Regions from separate parts of the Homo sapiens genome. Here region 1 is linked to region 2. A link is a loop called in an ENCODE intact Hi-C map of the cell type or tissue named here. Cell type or tissue: heart right ventricle. All regions are shown on one strand.

What was found. Peaks named below come from ENCODE experiments on the same cell type or tissue, not always from the same donor. Only the 100,000 strongest peaks of a DNase experiment are listed, where the experiment ranks them.
Region 1: a loop joins it to region 2, with 4 times the contacts of the local background. A loop is called at or near these places in 10 of 110 quality-filtered maps.

Annotation. Positions count from the first base shown.
Region 1 is chr19:49,936,726-49,939,225 of GRCh38, forward strand. No RefSeq gene overlaps it. Among named protein-coding and RNA genes, the nearest start is that of MIR4751, 4.9 kb to the left of the region's middle. In heart right ventricle, a CTCF peak has its summit at 1,101 (motif pointing right); a DNase peak (open chromatin) is centred at 1,116; H3K4me3 peaks cover 441 bases.
Region 2 is chr19:50,135,581-50,138,080 of GRCh38, forward strand. It overlaps LOC105372436 (a long non-coding RNA gene), which reads right to left. Exons shown (of 3, transcript XR_936021.4): 3 at 1,417-2,008. Among named protein-coding and RNA genes, the nearest start is that of SNAR-B2, 2.4 kb to the right of the region's middle. In heart right ventricle, no CTCF peak of the experiment used is centred here; DNase peaks (open chromatin) are centred at 552 and 1,150; H3K27me3 peaks cover 1,346 bases.

The DNA of each region.
Region 1 (2,500 bases), 200 kb before region 2:
AGGATCCCTTGAGTTCTGGAATTCCAGAGCAGCCTGGGCAACATAGCAAGACCCCATCTCTACAAAAAAATTACAAATTAGCCGTGCATGATGGCACGACAGTGAGCTGAGATTGCACCACTGCACTGCAGCCTGGCGACAGAGTGAGATTCTGTCTCAAAAAAAAAAAAAAAGGAAAAAAACCTGCCCAATTCTTGTCTCACTTGCAAATCTTTTGCTTCTCCCTATTGCAATGTCCTCACCTTTATAGCAATAGTCCCTTTCCCACCTTAAAAAAATCCTTTCAAATAAAGTTTCTTTCCTCAAGGCTGCAGTGAGCCATGATTGCGTCTGGGTGACATAGCCAGACTGAGTCTCTAAATAAAGTCTCCTCACCAAGTATGATTTTTTTAATTGAGGTGAAATTCATATAATAGAAAACCATTTTACAGGGAACATTTCATAGAACAGTGGCATTTAGTACATTCGCGGTTCTGTGCAACTACTGCCTCTCTTTCCTAATCACTTCTATCACTCCAAAAGAAAACCTCATCCCCGTTAAGCAGTTACTTCCCACTTCTGCCTTCTGATGTGTTTTGTATTTGTATTCATTGAATGCTTGCAATTCCATGAAGTGGGGAAATGAGTATAAGTCTGTTTTTTTTTTTTTCAGACAGAGTCTTACTCTGTGGCCCAGGCTGGAGTGTAGTGGCGCGATCTTGGCTCACTGCAACCTCTGTCTCCCGAGTTCAAGCGATTCTCCGGCCTCAGCCTCCTGAGTAGCTGGGACCACAGGTGCACACCACCAAGTCCAGATAATTTTTGTATTTTTAGTAGAGACGGGGTTTCACCATGTTGGCCAGGCTGGTCTCGACTCCTGACCTCACGTGATCCGCCCACCTCAGCCTTCCAAACTGCTGGGACTATAGGTGTGACCCACCGCGCCGGGCGCGAAATGATTTCTTACTGTGAGTCATGGTCAGAAAAGTTTGAAAGCCACTGGTAGGCTCCCCCCAGCTTGACATACTGATTTTCAGACAATAGCCGGTTTGCAGACCCCACGCTTCCAAAACCAATCATTTCTGGCCTCTGGGCGGAGTTTGTCTTAGCAGGAGTCTGCCGCCAGGTGGCGCGCGTACCCCGCCGGGAGTGGGTTTTGCTCCATCCCAGACTCAGACCGTCCAAGCCGGTGATTTCCTTCTGGTCGGTTTACGGGGACTAGAAGCCCTGACTTCGAATACAGTTCACAAAGCAGACCCCTGCAGGGGGTTTTAGGCGGCTAAGAAGGGAATTGGCTCTCCTAAGACTCTCTTTCTCCAGAGAGCTCATTAAATGCCTCCCGCGCCAGAAGGGGTCCCCGCCCCCGGAGCTCGCATCCCAGTGGGGAGGACACACACAAACCCCATTCGCGATCCCGTCAGTGCAGGGAGGCTCCGGCCTGGGGCCGAAGAGCCGAGTCTCTCTGGTGCCTGACAGCACGGGATAGAGCCCCGCCCGGCCACCTGCTGGCTGTGTGACCTTGGGAATAGTGCTTGGCCTCGCTGTGCCTTGGTTCCCTCCACTATAAAATGGCAGTGATAACAGCAGCCACTTCATAGGGTTCCGGGCATTGCGTAAGTTAATACATGCAAAGCGCTCAGAAGGGATGGTGCATGTTTGTCGAACCCGTTGTTAAAAATTCCCATTTTAGGCTGGGCGCAGTCACTCACACCTGTAATCCCAGCACTTCGGGAGGCCGAGGCGGGCGGATCACCTAAGGTCAGGAGTTCGAGACCAGCCTGGCCAACATGGTGAAACCCCGTCTCTACTAAAAATACAAAAATTAGCCAGGCGTGGTGGCATGCGCCTGTAATCCCAGCTATTCAGGAGGCTGAGGCAGGAGAATCGCTTGAACCCGGGAGGCGGAGGTTGCAGTGAGATGAGATCACACCACTGCACTCCAGCCTGGGTGACAGAGTGAGACCCTGTCTCAAAAAAAATTTCTTATTTTACAGAAGAGAAAACCAAGGACAAGAACAGGGTAGTGAATCACCAAGCCCACATTTTTTTTTTTTTTTTCTGCAGGAAGATCTCCAAGTTGAGTCCAGTGGTCTGACTCCCAGCCCAGATGGCCTTCCCTCGGCCTTGTGCTTGCTTGCTTGGGGTGGAAGTGGAGCCAGCTCCCTTGGGATAGCTGCTCAAGCCCCGAGTGAAATCCTCCCGCAGAGGACATTGGCCCCCTGTTGGCATCAGTGCTGGGACTCGAATGAAACTCTGTTTCTGCCTGGGTCAGGAGAATAGCTAGATTAAATAAATAAGTCACTGTAATGTCACAGGGTGAACCCCCAAATTGGGATTCAGCCTGGGAGGCCACATGAGTTGTTGGCTTCGTGCAGAAAAGAATTCAAGAGTGAGCCAGCAGAGTAAAGTGAAAGCAAGTGAAGGAGGCCGGGCGCGGTGGCTCACGCCTGTAATCCCAGCACTTTGGGAGGCCAAGGTGGGAGGATCACTTGAGTCCAGGATTTCGAGACCATCTTGGGCA
Region 2 (2,500 bases):
TTGGTGCCGGCTTTTCTTTACACATCTGGTAGAATTCGACTGTGAATCCGTCTAGTCTAAGGTTTTTTGTGCTGGTTGGTAGGTCTTGTATGACTAACTCAATTTTGGAACTCATCGTTGGTTTGTTCAGGGTTTCCATTTCTTCCTGGTTCAATCTTGAGAGGTTTTATGTTTCCAGGAATTTATCTATTTCTTCTAGTTTTCTAGTTTGTGTGCATAGAGGCATGTGGAATAGTCTCAGGGTTTCTTGTATGTCTGTGGGTCAGTGGTAATGTCACCTCTGTCATTTCTGATTGTGTTTATTTGGATCTTGTCTTTTTTCCTTTATTAATCTAGCTAGTGGTCTTTCCATGTTATTTGTGCTTTCGAAAATATCAACTTTGTATGAATTAACAGCATTTGCCGTGACCTGGATGAGACCGGAGACTATTATTCTAAGTGAAGTAACTCAGGAATGGAAAGCCAAACATCGTATGTTCTCACTGATATGTGGGAGCTAAGCTATGAGGACGCAAAGGCGTAACAATGATACAATGGACTTTGGGGACGTAGGGGGACGAGTTGGCGGGGGCGAGGGATAACAGACAACAAATAGGGTGTAGTGTATACTGCTCAGGTGATGGGTGCACCAAAATCACAAATCACCACTAAAGAGCTTATGTTACCAAATACCACCTGTACCCCATAATTTATGGAAGAAATAATAAATAAATAATTTTTTTAAAAAATCAACTTTGGGTTTCATTGATCTTTTCTATGATTTTTTACATCTCAATTTCATTCAGCTCAGCTCTGATTTTGGTGTTTTTTTTTCTTCTGCTAGCTTTGGGGTTGATTTGCTCTTGTTTTTCTAATTCCTCTAGGTGTGATGTTAGGCTGTTCATTTGAGATCTTTCTAGCTTCTTGATGTAGCCACTTAGCACTATAAACTTCCTTTGAGCACTGTTCTAGCTGTGTCCCAGAGATTCTGGGATGTTGTATGTTTGTTTTCATTAGTTTCAAATAATTTTTTTATTTCTGCCTTAATTTCAGTCTTTACCCAAAAGTCATTTGGAAGCAGGTTGTTTAATTTCCATGTTGACTCTAGGCCGGGCATGGTGGCTCATGCCTGTAATCCCAGCCACTTGGGAGGCTGAGGCAGGAGAATCGCTTGACTCCAGGAGGCAGAGGTGTCAGTGAGCCAAGATCACGCCACTGCACTCCAGCCCGGGCAACAGAGTGAGGCTGCGAGCCCGGGCGGCAGAGTGAGGCTGCGTCTCAAAAAAAAAAAAAAAAAAAAAAAATTGCCCCTTCTTAAGTTTGCATTTAGATCTCTTCTCCTTTGATCACTTTTAATTTATCTTCACTTCTGATATGACATTTTATTTTTTATTCATTTTCTGCCTGTTTATTATTGTTCCTCTTTTAACTTAAAAAAAAAAACATGTCTGTACTTTATGAATTTCTGTTTCAAGGTGTTTTTCCCATCTCCAAATGCTTACTTGAAAATATTTCCTTTCCTCTTGGTTCATTTCTTCTGGTGTGTGTGTGCGCACGCCCGCGTGCATGTGTGTACTCGGGTCTCATTTTCTGCTTTCTTCCTGCAGTACCTCGTTTATGGGAGATCCACTTCGCTTTTGTTATTTTTTTAGTAGAGAGGGGGTTTCACTGGTTTAGCCAGAACAGTCTCGATCTCCTGACCTCGTGATCCGCCCACCTCGGGCTCCCAAAGTGCTGGGATTCCAGGAGTGAGCCACCGCGCCCGGCCGTCCACTTTGCTTCTTGCAGAGGCTGATGGTTTGAGTAATTTCCGAGATTCATAGCTCGAGCGCGCCCTGTTCTGTCTATGCAGTGAAGGGCAGCTTTTTGCATCCACGGCTTTTTGTTGGCAAGGAGGAATGTGCAGTGGCCAGATTTGTTTCTTCCCCTTTTGTTGCTGTTGTTGTTGTTGTATTTTATTTTGTAGCATCCTAAAGTGTCCCCTCCTTCTATTTCTTATCCTTATCCAGGTAGGGTTTAGAAAAGCTAACTTCAGGGGCAGGGGAGAGAGAGAAAGAGAGGAAGAGAAAATGAGAATGAATGACAATACATGAACCCATGGGTCAACCTTTATTTCAAGGCAGCCCAAAAGGACGGCTCTCCCTTCTCTTTCACTCTCTTCTCTGCGTGTGAAGCTGATGCAGCACAGGCGAGCCCCAAAATTGAGGCTTAGCCCGGGGGGGTTCTTGGCTTCTCCTAGAAACTAATTCAAGAAGCCGGGCGCAGTGGCTCACGCCTGTAATCCCAGCACTTTGGGAGGCTGAGGCGGATGGATCACTTGAGGTAAGGAGTTCGAGACCAGCCTGGCCAACATGGTGAAACCCCATCTCTACTAAATATACAAAAATTACCCGGGCATGGGGACGGGTGCCTGTAATCCCAGCTATTCAGGAGGCTGAGGCAGGGGAACCGCTTGAACCCGGGAGGCGGAGGTTGCAGTGAGCAGAGATCGTGTCACTGCACTCCAGCCTGGGTGATAGAG